Regions from separate parts of the Homo sapiens genome. Here region 1 is linked to region 2. The links are chromatin loops, found by intact Hi-C in ENCODE. Cell type or tissue: PC-3. All regions are shown on one strand. Each heading gives the region's core, and the rest is flanking DNA. Links, peaks and the distances in the headings are about the cores only.

Region 1 (8,688 bases), core at 404-8,403, 280 kb before region 2:
AGAATTCAGGAACTTTGTTGTTGTTGTTTCTAACTAGTAATATTGAAATTGTCTGAGGCTGAAAAATTTGATTACTTAACAAAACAGAGGGTAGAAATGTTTATACTGCTCTATTTTTGTCATTGGGAACAACTAGCACCAAATCTGATTAACAGATATAGTTGATTGTGATACGATTATAACCTTTCCAAAGAGAAAGAGACAAATTGTACTTCGGTAGTTTACTTTTTTCTACAATAAGAGAAAAACAATTATCTCTTATATTTTTATAAATGTGGAGGTGGATTGCCTAGAATGATAAATTTGCTCCAATTTAGGAATGCACATAGTGCATTTCCAAAATGATTTCTATTGGTTCGTTTTTGCATACTTTTGAAGTAGATAACTTGTTCTAATTTTGTTGGCATATATTCAAATTCATATGCAGAGTTTCTTTTGCAAAGTCATTCAGAGGATACAGACTGGAACAATGTGCTCAAATGAACAATATTATCTCTGCTTCACAGATGACAGAACTGAAACAGAAAAGCAAAATGACATGTTCAATGCCACAGAAGAGTCACTGGCAAAACGGGATTAGAACTCACTGTCCATAATTTCCAAGACTGAATGTTGGCAGAACTATTCCCATATTTAACTAAAGATTTTTTTAGCTTTGCAAACTCCAAAACAGAAATCTACTTATAATACTGGTATGAAAATAAGACTAAATTTCCATTTAGAAAAAAACATGATAACTAAATTTTCATCACGGTTGAAATATATTTGGATACCGTATGCGATGTATGGTGTACCTAACTTTCAAAGTGAAATGCACAATAAGATACACATACATTTTTTTTTTTTGCATTTTTAAAATTAAAGCAGAATATTATTCATGTCCTATTTAGTGCAAACCAAACCATTTCTAATGTTCAATGTTTTTCATCTAAAAGTGATGATGTCATGTGTTCTACCCATCATGTGAATAGATAGAAACATAATCATGTAAATAGTTTATTTTGTCCTGAAAATAAAGTCTTACATTTGTTACTGCTGCATTAATGTTCAAACCTGATTCCCGAGACACTAACAATTATGATTCCCATTTATGTAACATTTCATAATCTGAGCTTAGATAGTTCAGGGAGAGTTACAAATTCTGTAAATGACTATTGCCCCAAGACAATGGTTTTCAGAATACTTAGAGAACCCTGATTCTAAGGACTCTTAGACATTTGAACCCTTTACACACTCATTATTTCATGGGTGTACAGTAGAGTATTCTAAAGGCTACATCACATTTGATAGCATTATTACTTTGATGGCTAATGTGAGTACTTATGATAGTGCGGACTTTGACCATTTTGGGCTATTGAAACTATCTGGTCACTAGCCTTGCGGCAACTCATTGTGTTCATGTGATCAGAGCCGACGTGGTTTTGGAACCTGTAGAGGCAGAGAAGGCATTCACCTCTGGCAACTTCTTGGTTGTAGTGGCTTCCTAGTTACTTTAATGGGAACAGTGTATACTTTTTTTTTTTCGTCTGAATCCTAACCAATCATCTTTTCAATAATTAGAAAAAATATATTTACATGCTAGAAAGTACTAAAATTCATTAAGATTTATATGCTTCTCTCTAGACATGCTTAATCACAGAAATCTGTATTTTGTATAAAACTTCCCAAACAAGTATAGCAATTGGACAGTTTCTTGACCTATAGTTTAAACAATGGGAAATTCATTGAAGGCATGGAATAGATGCAATATGTGTATTAGAAAGAATTATCTGGTTTTCTACTGTAAATTGATCATGTGATAGAGTACTAGTACATAGAGAAAAAGTAGGAATATGTCAATAATACAGCCAAGATATTATGAAATCATAATAGTGGGCAAATATGAATGATTATAATTCAAAAAGCATTTTATGTGTTCCTCTTTATGTTTTATGTGCACCTCCACAATTATAATATACTTTCCCTGCAGAGATGTATTACAATATAATATTGCACAAGTGCTGTCTTGATCCAGTTTTGAGACCATTGCCAAAAAATCTTCAAGTCTTCTTCCCAGGCTGTTTGCTAAACCTACACCCCAGTGATTTACCTTATCGGGCTCTGCTGCTCCGTTTTACTACATACGTACCCAACTGCCAAAAGCCTGGGAGCCACATATGGAGGAATGGCCCTTCCTTCATTGGGCCCATGGAATTATTTAAAATTCCCAGTCCATAACAAACCCTCTGAACCTTGCTCACTCACTTGACTTGCCTTATATAAGCCTCCTCCTAGGTTTCTAGGTTGCTGCTACCTTTTTTCTGGGTGCAACCCCTATGTAGCCCTACCCCACAGCCGCCTCTCGTGCAGGACTATATAAGTAATAAAGAATTCTGCCTTTCATTTTTCTGGAGTCATTGTTGTTATGTCCTGCCATCATCATAATCTAACAAATCTTGAAACAATAAAATACCTTGTAGATATTTTTTTTTTTCCTGCATCCACACTACTAGAAATGGTAGAAATACAAAAAATTAGCCAGGCATGGTGGTGAGCACCTGTAGTCCCAGCTACTCGGGAGGCTGAGGCAGGAGAATGGCGTGAACCCGGGAGGAGGAGCTTGCAGTGAGCCAAGATCCCGCCACTGCACTCCAGCCTGGGAGACAGAGCGAGACTCCGTCTCAAAAAAAAAAAAAAAAAAAGCTCATTAACTATTATTTATATTAAATTTGAGTGACAGAACAACATCTTGTACTGAGTGTGGAACCAATAAATACGGATCTTTTATCAGGGGTGGGTGTCCAATCTTTTGGCTTCTCTGGGCCACATTGGAAGAGGAATTGTCCTGGACCACACATAAAACACATGAACACTAACGATAACTGATAAGCTAAAAAGAAAATTGCAAAAAAAATCTCATAATGTTTTAAGAAGGTTTATGAATTTGTGTTGTGCTGGATTCAAAGCTGTCCTGGGCTGCTTGTGACTCACAGGCCACAGGTTGGACAAACTTCTGTCAGATAAAGGCATTTATTTATTGATAAAGGAAGAGGTTAGTGATATGATATATTGAAAGCTATATGTAAAGTTTTTTTAAAAGCATAATCATCAATTTTATTTATGCTGAAACATCGATGTGTTCTGATTTTGATTTTTGATTTTAATGTTTTCTATTTCCTACAATTACTGTGCCCATATCCACTCATACTGACATTTGCAAATTTCCTTTTCCTAGAACATATTTACTATCTTCTAACATGTTATACAATCAACATTTCTGTTATACATGTTGTTTTTTGTCTATATACTATTTTTCCTCCCTAAGTGTAATATAAGCTTCACTCAAACTGGGACTTTGTCGTTATGATCACTAATGTAAGAAAGTATGTAGACCAGTACTTGTCACATGGTATGTGCTGCATATTTGTGTGTGTTAATGGATAAATAAAATAAGTTGTAAAATGGGGAATTATTATTTTTTCTGTAGTGTTAATTATGGCTAAATATGTTACAGATAATTCATGTACTATGCTTGGCACATGACAGGCTATTAAAACCTTTTAGATACTATTCTTACAAATAAGAGTTTTAAAACAAAAACAGACTCGCTAACCGAATAGTTGTGTTTTCCAATGGATGACTAATAATAAAATTTCTATGAGTTAGTTAGGTAAAGCCCTGAGATTGGCAAAATATAAAGAATTCTTTAAACATGATGTTTACCAGATTAAAAAAAATGGAAAATAGAAGCTAAAAATCAGGAAGCCCAAATACTATCAGAAATTTAAAATTATTAGGGGAAGATATGGCATGTTTCAAATTGAAAAACAATTAATACTTTTCCTGATTATAAGTTCCTCAATATATGTTGAGGATGGGAAATAACACCAAGTGAGTACATACATATATAATTACATGTCTATGTTTCTTTACTATACCCGTAAATCTGATTTGGGAGGTATTTTCCTCATGGTCAAACATGTCTTCTATAAACAGAGACAGTTTTATGTCCTTTTCCTTATCTTCACACCTTCTATTTATTTTTATTGTCTTATTCCACTAGTTAAGATCACCATATGATGTTCCATAGATATAGTAACAGAAGACATCTTGCCCATTTTCATTTTTAGGGGTAATTATCTAGCTTCTCATAATGAAGCATGATAAGGGCTGAAGGTTTTTGCAGATATTCTCTATCAAGCTGAGGAAGTTTACTCTATTCCAAGTTTGCTGAAGTTTTTAATCATGAATGGCTGTCAAATTTTGTCAAATGCTTTTTCTGCCTCAATTTAATATAACTATGTAATTTCATTTCTGTATTCTGTTGATGTGGTGGATTACACTGAATTTTTAAAAATTGAGCCATCCTCACATACTCATAACAAATATCCCACTTTGTAATGATATATATATATTAATACTTTTTTAGTTTGATTTGCTGTTATTTTTATTGTTTTTATGTAAAATTAATTTATACTGTAGTAATAAATAACTGATAGAACTATACTTTTTGTTGCTATTAGAAACAGAATTTCATTTTAAATTATTGTCATTAATTAATACTGCCTTATAAATGAAAGTGGATTTTATATATTGATCCAGCAAAATTCCTTAACTACCTAAAATTGATTGTGCTTTTCTATGTATCTGGGCATATCACTTATGAAAAATAATGATATTGTAAGTTATTTTTTTAAATCCATTTAACTCTTCTTTTTGTCATATTATAGTATATAAAGTGGATTTTCTGGTCATACATTGTCCAGAAATAATAATGATGAGCTTTCCTATATTGTTCTTGATCATAAATGAAAAAATTCCAATAACTAAAATATTTAATGACTTAAATTTTTATTTTGACTTCTGATTATGCAAGTATTGTGAATATAGCATAGATTTGAGAATAAATGTCAAAATTGTGATCATCCTACAGGGGTATCTCAAGAAAATAAAGAAAAAATTTTAACAAAAAATTGTACAAGATTACCATTGAGGAAAGTTTAAAACTTTATTAATGTTATTACAGAAGACCAGCCATATTTATGTATTTTTATGATTTATAAATGATGGCTCATATTTGGCTAAATTAAATCTTTGGGAATTCAGAGGAAAATGGATTAGGAATCCTAACTCCAGAGAAAATTTGTACTTACTTATTCCACACACCAGGGGGCAATAGCAACCTTGAATCATGTTAAGTTTTAGGCCTGTTTTTTGTTGTTGCTTTTTATCTTTCAAGAGAATAAACCACAAAATCAGTAAGAACAGTCCTATGGTGACAAAAGTCTCAAAGGACACTGATATTTTCCATGAGCAGGTGAACTAAATATTTTTTCACTGGGATATTTGCAGGACGGCAGATATGTCTACATGTACCCTGTCAATAAGGGTATGTGTCTACATGTACCCTTGAGTGTCCCATATATAAGAAAGTGTTTCTTTACAGTCCAAGCATGCTTAAGTGTAAATAAAGTCTAATATTCTAATCCTCAGTGGTTATCATTCTCTCAAAGGGTGATGTAGCAATCGTTTCGAACATGTTCTTATTGTTATGCTTTATACTTCAATTAAGCTTTAAGTACAACCTCTCTGTATTCTCTAATTGACTTATGACTGACATTCTCCTTGCAATCTACATCAAAAATAAATGTTTATTGAATAGTAACTATATGTAGTATATACCAGGTAAATTGGAATAAAACACATAATATGCAAGATGCAAATACTGACTGCTCATCTATAGTTATAATCTATTAAGTATTATAAACTGCTAGTGTCAAAATAAATATTACAAAGCCATACATCAAAAGATGCATATTGAGAATAAATGTATCTAATAGTATATACAAGTACAGTAGGAAAAAGTGAAGTTATAATCAAAGTATAATTTAATGAATTAGGAACAAATATCTAGTGACACAATAGATCAAATTTGTTTTGAAAGAAGGCAATGAATGTAAGTTGCTTTCTTAGAAAAATAAAGTAAAAGTAAATATTTTCCAGGAACCTCACTCATACACAAGTTGTTTGTAAAGATGTTATTTACCCGATACCTCCAACTAGTGTAAAGATGCCAGGTAGCTCACAGAAGGGATTCTGCTTTAGTCTATTGCTTTCTTAAAATACTTTGCTATATTTGTTTTACCATATTACCTCATTTGCGGGGCTCTGTGATTATTTACTTCTGAAATTACTTCAAACATATGAACACAAAAAATGATTGATTTAAAACATGAAATTTGGCAAGTGATTACACATAATGTGCTCTAATTACTTGCAATGAAGCTTTTATCCTATGAATTTTTCATAAGGATAAAAACAGCACAGTAAGTAATTAATTGGTGATTTTTCTTATTTAAATTGTGAATATATTTGTAACTTATATAGATTAAGACAATTGTTCTGGTTGACTGAAATTATCGTACATTTTCAAATGTTATGTAAATACATCATTAAAACTATTGGGGTCTCCCAAGTTAATCATGCAAATTTATGTAAAAGAACTATAATTATTTTTACCATGGGCTGTTAAAAATCTTAATGAGACTTTTTTATCTCATTTAGATTTAAAAATCTTAATGAGGTTTTGTAAATTTTATATCCTATGTTCACATATGATAAATTTTCCTTAAAATATATGTGCATTTAAGATAATGTGAGATTGTAAGCACTAGTTAACTAAAATCGAGGCTGTCTTTCATTCAGGACAACTCTTTTTTTTTTTTTTTCACATGCAATGAAGAGATTTTTAAATGTAGTTCAATTACTTTCAAGGAAATTTTTATAACTTTTTGATATGATAGAGGTATTAAATTGGGAGCAATTGAAGGGCAAGTAAAAGGAGAAGGAAGAGGAAGAAGAGAAGAAGGAGAAGGAGGAGAAATAAAAGAAGAAATTTTAGTGACCAGCAGGACAGGCTGAATTCCTAATAGCAGATACTACTGCTTTTTAAGAATACCATTGAAAATTATGATTTTTTAAGTGTAAACATTGAATATATTTTGCTTTGAAACAAGTAACGACTTTAGGTATAATTCATTTTATTTAAAACATGGTATGCTGTGCAACAGCATTTGACGTCTAGATACATCTTGACTTACAAGCAGTATTTGCTTAGCATCAGAGGAATTTTAAGTTACCGATACTGTGATTCAATACATATTTAATTAAATGTTCTATTAAGCTGTATTAGTTTTCTAGAAGTGCTTTAACAAGTTACCACTAACTGGGTGGCTTCAAACAACAGAAATATATTTTCTCTGAATTCTAAAGACCAGAATTCTGAAATGGTGGTTTTGCATGACTTAGCTCTATCTGAAGTCTGTAAGGAAGGAATAAAGCAGTCACTGATTTAAAGCAAGCATTTAAAGCAAGAATTTAGCAAGGCAAGTTGCAATGGATTTCAGGGCTTCAGTACAATTCTCTGTGGTATCTGCCCTTGGGGCCATGGAGAATGCTATTATGCAAGGGTATGGATCCCCTGCCTCTTGTCCTACTCAACCTCTGCCTCTGGTCTTGCCTATCTGGTCTCTGTTCCTACACCCACGGCTGTGTCTCAGGAGTCATTCTTTCTCTTTCATGACGGGTAGTGCATGTGCATAGCTGAGTAATTCTATCAGCCCATTTCTGCCTATAGACTCTGAGAAGGTTGACAGCCTTCCCTTATTTTGTCTCATCTCTGTCCCTTTTGGCCCAAGCTGAAAGTGTTTCTGAAGATATAACATTTTTAAAGACTTTTTTGGTCTTCTATGTACTTCCAGGGGACTCAGACCATTGCATAATAGCATTCTTCACAGATTCCATCTGGATAACCCCGTCTCCATTCCCTGCCTCTGCTGAGATGGTTGACTGAATCCATTAAATGTATAACTAATCTCTTTAACAGATGACCACATACTTGGACTTATTTCCAAAGTATACTGTCTGGATAGGTTGAGAATTTCCCAAACCATCAAGTGCTGGTTCCTTTTTGCATTAGGAACTTCATCTCTTTGCTCTCGTTTTCTCCAATAAGTATCAAGAAGATACCAGACTACATTTTCTACACTTTGCTTGGAAACCCTCACAGTTAAATATTCAAGTGCATTGCTTAAAAGTTTTATTTTCCACCCAACAGAACACAATTCATCCAGGATTTTTGTCACTTTATGACATGGATCACCTTATCTCCAGTGTCCAATAGCATGATACTAAGTTTCTTCCTCTTATTTCCTTTAAGGCTGATTATTTCCATGAACATTCTGATTATGATGATATATGCATTCACTAAAACAATAAAAGCTTTCTCTACCATTCTCTTCACTTAACTTTTGAAACTTCAACACGATCACCTTTAACATCCATATGTAATGTATGGGACTTACCAGCCACAATTTGGAACCAATTTTAATCACAAAATTAACAGTTACTAACAACGACAATAAAACCTTCTAATTTTATACTAATAGAGAATAATGTTCTTGAGAGAGATTTAAGAGAACCTGTGGCTTTCCTTGACAAGGTGTTTTGATGGCATATAGTTTGGCATTTTTATTTTAGCTTCAGACATTAAATATAAAACTGCCACTTGATTACCTTTTCCTTGTCCTGCCTCAATCAATGGTAAGAACCATTAAGATGAGAACAAGAAAGAAGCTATTGTACTTGAATAATCAGAGTCCTTGAATGTGAATTTTTTTTTTTTTTTAGACGGAGTCTCGCCCTGTTATC
Region 2 (8,688 bases), core at 416-8,415:
ACACATTATTTCATCACCCAAGTATTAAGCTAAGTATCCATTAGTTATTTTTCCTGATCCTCCCCTTCCTCCCACCCTCTGCCTTCCAATAGGCCCCACGGTGTGCTGTTCCACCCTGTGTGTCCATGCGTTCTCATCATTTATCTCCCACTTATAAGTGAGAACATGTGGTATTTGGTTTTCTGTTTGTGTGTTAGTTTCCTAAGGATAATGACCTCCAGCTCCATTTTTGTCTCTGCAAAGACATGGTATCATTCTTCTTTATGACTGCATAGTATTCCATGGTGTATATGTACAACATTCTCCATATACCATCTGTCATAGATGGGCATTTAGGTTGATTCCATATTCTTCACTATTTTGAACAATACTGCAATAAACATACATGTGCATGGGTCTTTACAATATAATTATATACCTTTGGGTATATAACCAGTAACGGCATTGCTGGGGCAAATTCTATCTTCAGTTCTTTGAGGAACTGCCACACTGTCTTCCACAATGGTTGAACTAATTTACACTCCCGCCAACAGTCTATAAGCGTTCCTTTTTCTTCACCACCTTGACAGCATCTGTTATTTTTGACTTTTTTATAATAGCCATTCTGAATGGTATGAGATGGTATCTCATTGTCGTTTTGATTTTCATTTCTCTAATGATCAGTGGTGTTGAGCTTTTTCTTAATATGCTTGCTGGCCACATGTATGTCTTCTTTTGAGAAGTGTCTTTTCATGTCCTTTGCCCACTTTTTAATGTTTTTGTAAATTTAAGTCCCTTATAGATGCTGGATATTAGATCTTTGTCAGATAGATAGTTTGCAAAAATTTTCTCCCATTCTGTAGGTTGTCTGTTTTCTCTGTTGATAGTTACTTTTTGCTAAGCAGAAGCTCTTTAGCTTAATTAGATCTCATTTGTCAATTTTTGCTTTTGTTGCAATTGCTTTTGGCATCTTCATCATGAAATCTTTGCCCTTGCCTATGTCCTGAATAGTATTACCTAGGTTGTCTCCCATGGTTTTTATAGTTTTTGGTTCTACATTTAAGCCTTTAATCCATCTTGAGTTAATTTTTGTATAAGATGTGAGGAAGGGGTCCAGTTTTAATCATCTGCATGTGGCTACCCAGTTATCCCAGTACCATTTATTTAATAGGGAATCCTTTCCCCATTGCTTGTTTTTGTCAGTTTTGTCAATGATCAGATGGTTGTAGGTGTACGATCTTATTTCTGGGTTCTCAATTTTGTTTTGTTGGTCTACATTTCTGGTTTTGTACCAGTAACATGCTGTTTTGGTTACTGTAGCCCTGTAATGGAGTTTGAAGTCAGGTAGTGTGACGCCTCCAGCTTTGTTCTTTTTGCGCAGGATTGCCTTGGCTATTCGGGCTCTTTTTTGGTTTCATATGAATTTTAAAATAGTTTTCTCTAGTTCTGTGAAGAATGCCAATGGTAGTTTAATAGCCATAGCATTTAATCCATACGTTGCTTTGGGCAGTATGGCCATTTTAACAATATTGATTCTTCCTATCTATGAATATGGAATGTTTTTTCACTTGTTTATGTCATCTCTGATTTCTTTGAGCAGTGGTTTGTAGCTATCTTTGTAGAGATCTTTTACCTCCCTTGTTAGCTGTATTCCTAGGTATTTTGTTCTTTTCATGTCAATTGTGAATTGTTCCTGTTTTGGCTCTTGGCTTTACTTTTTCTTTTTTTTTTTTTTTTTTTTTTTGGTGTATAAGAATGCTAGTGATTTTTGCACATTTATTTTGTATCCTGAGACTTTGCTGAAGTTATTTATCAGCTTTAGAAGCTTTTGTACTGAAACTATCAATTTTCCTAGATATAGCATCATGTTGTCTGGAAAGAGAGACAGTTTGACATCCTCCCTTCATTTCTTTCTCTTGCCTGATTGCCCTGAATAGAACTTCCAATACTATGTTGACTAGGAATGGTTGAGAGAGGGCGTCCTTCTCTTCTGCCAGTTTTCAATGGGAATGCTTCCAGCTTTTTCCCATTCAGTATGATGTTGGCTGTGGGTTTGTCATATATGGCCCTTATTATTTTGAGATATGTTCCTTCAACACCTAGTTTGTTGAGAGTTTTTAACATGAATTGATATTGAATTTCATTGAAAGGCTTTTATGCATGTATTGGGAAAATCATATGGTTTTTGTCTTTAGTTCTCCTTATGTGATAAATCACATTATTGATTTGCATATGTTGAACCAAACTTTCATTCCAGGAATAAATCCCACTTAACTGTGGTGGATGAACTGTTCAGTGTGCTGCTGGATTCAGTTTGACAGTATTTTGTTGGGGATTTTTTCATTGATGTTCATCAAGGATATTGGCCTAAAGTTTTCTTTTTTTGTTGAATCTCTGCCAAGCATTGGTATCAGGATGATGCTGCACTCATAGAATGAGTTAGGAAGTAGTCCCTCCTCCTCACTTTTTTGGAATACTTTCAGTAGGAATGATACCAGCTCTTCTTTTTTCAGTAATCTCTAAAAATCAGATGCCCATGTCAAAGATTAAGTGAAATAATAAATTTGAAGCATTTAACATGGTACCTGTTACATGAAAATAATTGTTTTTGTCATGTAAAAGATGATGGAACACCTGTCATATGAAACATAGTATTTGTAACATAAAATATTATGTTAACAATATTAACATATATTAACATGTTGATATAAATATTAATAATATAAATGACCAATTTAAAAAATATATATGTATTTTGTGTATGTATAAACACACATACAGAAATATATGTGTTTAATTCTTGATTTTCTAAAGAGAATTGGTGTGTAAATTATTACACTAATTAAAAAAATAAAAGTCAATGTTAAAATGAAGTTTGAGTATAAATCAGAAAAATCTAATTATTTATATTATTATCTCATTATCTAAAATCTAATTATTAGAAGGGCATTGCCATAGACTGAATGTTTATGTCCTAACCCCCAGCGTGATAGTATTTGGAGGTGAGACTTTTGAGGGGTAAGACTTTTAGAGGGTGGAATTGGTTTCCTTATAAAGGAGGCCCCAGAGAGCTCCCTCATCTTTTCTTCTAGATGAGGTTACAGGGAAAAGACAGCAATCTGTGAAAAAAAAAAAGGGTGGATTCTTACCAGACACCACATATGCTGGCACCTTAATCTTAGACTTTTCCAGCCTCCAAAACTGTGAGAAATAATTTTCTATTGTTCGTAAGCCATCCATCAGTTTATAGTATTTTGTTACAACAGTCCAAATGGATAAGACAGCCATCTACCATTTAGAACTACATAGTAACCACAAGAAATTATACAATGTTAAATCTCTTGTTTTGTGAGATGCCCCACCCTCTTTGCTTTTCAGAGTGAATTTTGTCTCTTGTTAGCTACCTATCAGGGAGTAAAAGAAGTGGGCAAAATTTAATGTCACATATATTTGGGAGTAATATTGTAGTTCAAAATTCTGATTATATTCTATGCAATTGAGAAAATAAAGGTTTTTTCCTATTTTCTTCTCTTCTTGCCTCTAAGAAACTTTATATATATATATATGAATATATATGTGAATATGTGTGTATGTATGTATGTGTGTATATATATGTGTGTGTATATATGTATATATACATATTTCTTTTTGTCATGACTAAGGGATGGTGAAGAAAGTGTCACAGTACATAGTATGTGAATCCCAGGACTTGTCTAAAAGGACCACTGCAACTGAAAATGTTAGGTCTTGCTCTGAAATATTTTAATTTCACGCAGATATACACCAGGACTCTGATGAAGAAATAAGTACATACTCTGAAAAAAGAGAGAAAGACATTTGAGGAGGCTAACAATAGAGAAGTAGATAAGCTAAACTGATGCTATGTGGCTTGGCTGCGATAGATGTGAATCAGACATTGGGTCATTGGGCATAAGGGCATTAGGGTTGTTTGGAGAAGAGAATAATGCTAATTAGTGAGAGGGAGAGCCAGCCAGGGAAACAGAACCATAAAGCACATGAGGTTTAGTCACTTAGGCAGTATCTGCTCAGCTACTTACAAAGATCGGCATAATGACAAATCATTCACTATTTATACAACAGATGTTTATTTAGTTCCTACCATAAACCGGAATAAGCAATGAGGTTAGGACAGTGGGCAAAGAACAGATTAACAGATAGTAGCATTTGACTATTCTCAGTCAACCAACTAATGTGGTGGTTTTGCTCATAATGAACTGAATTTCTACTGGAATTGTTATACTTTTAGATGCTATCGTTATGATGATAATTTTGTCTCTAAATTATATTTATCATTATAATTAAAAACATTATATATTTCCAACCATGTTTTGATTAATCTTTTAGTAAATATTATTCAGTGTTGATGAGCTCGATCACAGTTCTACTCTCCAATATTTTCTTTAAGAAAAAATTGAATGTGTATTTATAATGATAGCTAAGCCCAAAAAGAATGACAATTTATTCACAAAATAATCACAGGAAATATAAATTTTGAAAGTAATAATGATAAAGCCCTGCTAACATGAGACATATCCTTACTTTAAATGAAATTGGATTCCATTGTTTCCAATAAAAATCAGTGCTTCCTTTGAAACAGTTTCTTTGCACGAGACTGAACAAGTGGCTTGAAAGAAGGATTGAGGCATAAATTTGTAGCGATAGACGGGCTAAAGAAGCACTCTTTTTGAGAGCACTGCTACTTAAGTCATCCACTAATGTGGTACAAAAGAATGACTTGGAAAAGATATGACATATCAATTCAATTAGCAATTATTCTCAACTCATAGCCCTTCCTTAAGATCTATTTGTCACTATAACAAAGACTCTCATGCATCTACAATCTATTCTGGCACATGCTTTTAGCTGGCAAGGAAGAAGTAGTCTGGAAAGTTATTGTTGCCTTCCTACATTGTCTTACAGAAGCTCATAATAAGCCAGAGCTGGAGAAGCATCTGACCACTTCAATTACTCTGCAGGATCAAGTCTAGGTATCTGCAATGCTAGAAAGATTCATGAGCCAGCAGCAGCTGCGGCAGCCACAACAGCCCAGAAAATACCCTCACAAATCCACATCGCCCGAGCTGTTAAGACTTCACTTTCCTGGTTAGGCAACACAGAAAATAAGGACAGAAATAAGCAACGATTGCCAAATAATACAGTTTTCTAAAAGCACCATATCACATTAGCTGATTCCCTTCAATGTTTTCTGCCATATTTTTTTTACTTAAGGCAGAAAAATTAAAATCTTTGAATATCTCAAAGTGAATGTTTAGGTGTAAAGCCAATCTTAACACTTAAAATTTTTAAAAGATGATTAAACAAAGAAGTACCATTTTACAAACTATGCTTATATCTTACTTACCCAAATATGGTTGAGGACCTGATGCTGAGTTTTTGCTAGTATTAGGGAACATTATTTAAGCCAAACATCGTATAATGCAAGTTTTGTGTTTAGTAAAGAACTTTTTATTTGGCCTGTGATTAAATGGGCCATAATAATGAGCCAAAGAATTCCACAATTGACATTTTCTTTTATTTAACATTTATTTTAAGTTTAGGGGTGTATGTGCAGGTTTGTTACACAGGCAAAATTTTGTCATGGGAGTTTGTTGTACAGATCATTTCATCACCCAGGTATTAAGCTTAGTACCCATTAGTTGTTTTTCCTGATTCGCTCTCTCCTCCCACTCTCCACCCACTGAGGCCCCACTGTGTGTTCCATTCCATGAGTCCATGTGTTGTTGTCATTTATCTTGCACCTATAACTGAGAACATGCAGTATTTAGTTTTCTCTTCCTGCATTAGTTTGTTAAGGATAACGACCTCCAGCTCCATCTGTGTACCTACAAAGGACGTGATTTCTTTCTTTTTTATCACTGCATAGTATTCCGTGGTGTATATGTACCACATTTCATCAATGGTTTTGCATTCACAATATATTTTCTTTTAAAAAATACTGCATGAAACGATTGCCTTCCTAAGTGACATCGTAAATTTAACTCAACTCAAAATAGAACTGACCAGGTGAAATACTAACTCAACCAATGTTAGGCCCCATGAAATACACTTCAATACTATATTGATATATTCCTTTTGTTACTATTATCACACTTGTAGTTGTAATAAAAACTAGCTCTAACAAAATAACTGATGTCCAAAAGTCATATAAGATGTGTAGTTGTATCTTATGAGATTAATAAAACGAAGACAGCAGGTTATACATGTAGCTAGTTATTAGTTCTAGAAGTGCAGCTTTGTGATACACTGCTGTGGTTTAAATATTAAAGGGGATGACTCCACATCTTGTGGCTGATTAGGACTTCTAAGACAGTAGCACTGATTTCAGCATTCCTCTGGTTAATTGGCACCCCTTTTATTGGCCAGCCATGGTGTAAAACTTGAGCTGGGAAATACTGAGAGATCCAGACACCAACCTTAAGTGTCTTTCCTCCTTTTCAAATTGGCGTTGCATTATTTCCCCAATCACCTTACCCTCCCACAAAATCCTCTATTTTATCTCTGAAAAGTCGATGACTATTAACATTTTTTTTTGTGAATGCATGGACTGACCCTTTTTAAGATTCCTTTTTCTCATTTGTATTAAGAGTCTTACATATAAATATGCTTAAGGGATTATGGTATGCTATGTGTTTCATTTACTTTGTTGACAAAAGCTATAATGCACTTCTGTTCTATGGTATGTCATGGTAGTGAGAATTCCAAGACAAAAGCAAAAGTGGCAACATGTCGAGGAAGAACTAACATGACATTCCCAGGACTCAGTTTAGGAATAGGAAGTAAGCAGAGAATTGTTTTTCAGTACAATATTAATAATACACAAATAAATTACCCTAGGAAAATGGAGAAAAAGTAAGAAAACTCATGATTCCTCACATCCGTAAAGTTCCATTGCTGCCCATTAGGTCCCTGCTCTTCTGTTCTCCTTATTTTAGGCTTCTATGCCACTCGCTACACATAGCTTAGGGCAAATGATGATTTCCCCCTATGCCTGAGTCAGAGGCAAGGAGAAGGGAGAGAGAGGGATACACTCTTTAGCGAGTGGTAGGTGTGGTATCAATATGTATGCATGTAGATAGATGGGGAAAAGTGGGGAGTGGGAGGTGGGAAAACTGACTGAAAAAGAAGTGGTTATTTTGTAAAATGTTCCTCCAGTCATGAAAACATGCTTGGATAACTATTATTTACTAGGCCCTCAGCTAGTTTCAAACGACTCATTAGGAAATAAAATATGGATTCAGGTCTCACGGAGCTTATGTTTGAATCTCAAATTGGATATTAAACAAATATAGAGACAATCTGCAATAAAGTGCTCTACAATAAAGCAATAAATTAAGTCAGATGTAACACGAAAGATGGCTAGCTTCTGCCCAAATCCCATTCACATGCCCTTCACACAGATACTAAGACCTTATTCCTCCCTACATACGAGATTTAGATAAAACATAACAATACATCAAAGAAATGTCTAGATTCAGACTCCTCCTGATTTTGTAACTTTCATGTCAGAAACTAGAGCCACAGGGGAGATTTGGGATGAGAAACATGATCACTAGGTAGTATAAAAAATAGAATCAGACCAGAGACATCTAAAAAAAAATGACCAGACATGAGAGCCTCCGGAGCGAAGTAAAGTGAGCAAAGTCATGTGTATTTACTTTTATATCCAACTTCCCAACCTGCCCTTTTTCCTCCCTCCATCTTTCACCTCTGTCTCTGAGGACACTAGAGTTTCCCTCCTTTATTCAGACTACATCTTGGGCAATGAGACCAAGGGACTGAATAGACAGCCGTGGTAGCAACAAGCCAAAGAAACAGAAGAGAAGATTCAAGAGTGTTTCCAAGTTCGATGCAGTACTGGTGGGAAGCCCGAGATATTCTGGGTAAGCACTGGCTTTTAAAAATAACTCTGTATAAGAGCCTACACACACAACAACAACAACATTCTACAACAGCTCAGTCCACCAGTAGGTGAGGAATTTTAGGGACTATATGTTATAAATTAACACTCTGTCAAAATGAAAAGTAATGGTATCAAATATTAAAAAAACTCTCACATGTATACTATCAACTTTGTTTTTTTTTTCAAATCTAAGCTGTCTTGCAGTAATTAAAACTAAGCTACAGAAAATATTCTCCCCAAAAAAACTAATGTTGCTATTTTTTATTATAGCAAATTAGGGAAATTGTTTCTAAGAATGTGTGAAGCAGTTTGAGACTAAGTTTAAAATGTTAATAATACCTTTGAGGAGTTCAAAAAAACTCAGCAAATGTTAACTCATTAATTCTCAATACCCATTAGTGATGGTAGGAAAGAAGTGTTATTAGCCTTAATTTACAGAGGCAGAAACTAAAGCACATCTTGAGTAATCAGCTTTTCTAATGTCAATAATCACAGATAACTTTATATCTATGGAGATTCACAGAATTGGTGATCCCTTCAATGTGACTTCAATTACAAGCCATTCATCCAATCCATTGTGCTTCAAAAAAATATACTTGTTTTTATGTACTAGAAATAAACTATAAATATATATGTATAACCACTTATTAATCCTGTTCCTGAACCAATTTTTGTGAAATATCCAGTAAATTATCAGATTTGTTACCCATCAAACATTAGCATGAATAGTTATTGAACTGAAGTAGAAGTAACCTGGAGTACTAAAT

The links. A loop is a pair of places that touch in the nucleus more often than their neighbours do. Peaks named below come from ENCODE experiments on the same cell type or tissue, not always from the same donor. Only the 100,000 strongest peaks of a DNase experiment are listed, where the experiment ranks them.
Region 1: a loop joins it to region 2, with 3 times the contacts of the local background. A loop is called at or near these places in 4 of 110 quality-filtered maps.

What each region holds. Positions count from the first base shown.
Region 1 is chr7:125,667,631-125,676,318 of GRCh38, reverse strand. No RefSeq gene overlaps it. Among named protein-coding and RNA genes, the nearest start is that of LINC02830, 520 kb to the right of the region's middle. In PC-3, for the core only: CTCF peaks have their summits at 4,978 and 5,182 (motif pointing right); no DNase peak of the experiment used is centred there.
Region 2 is chr7:125,387,395-125,396,082 of GRCh38, reverse strand. No RefSeq gene overlaps it. Among named protein-coding and RNA genes, the nearest start is that of LINC02830, 240 kb to the right of the region's middle. In PC-3, for the core only: no CTCF peak of the experiment used is centred there; no DNase peak of the experiment used is centred there; H3K27ac peaks cover 1,333 bases.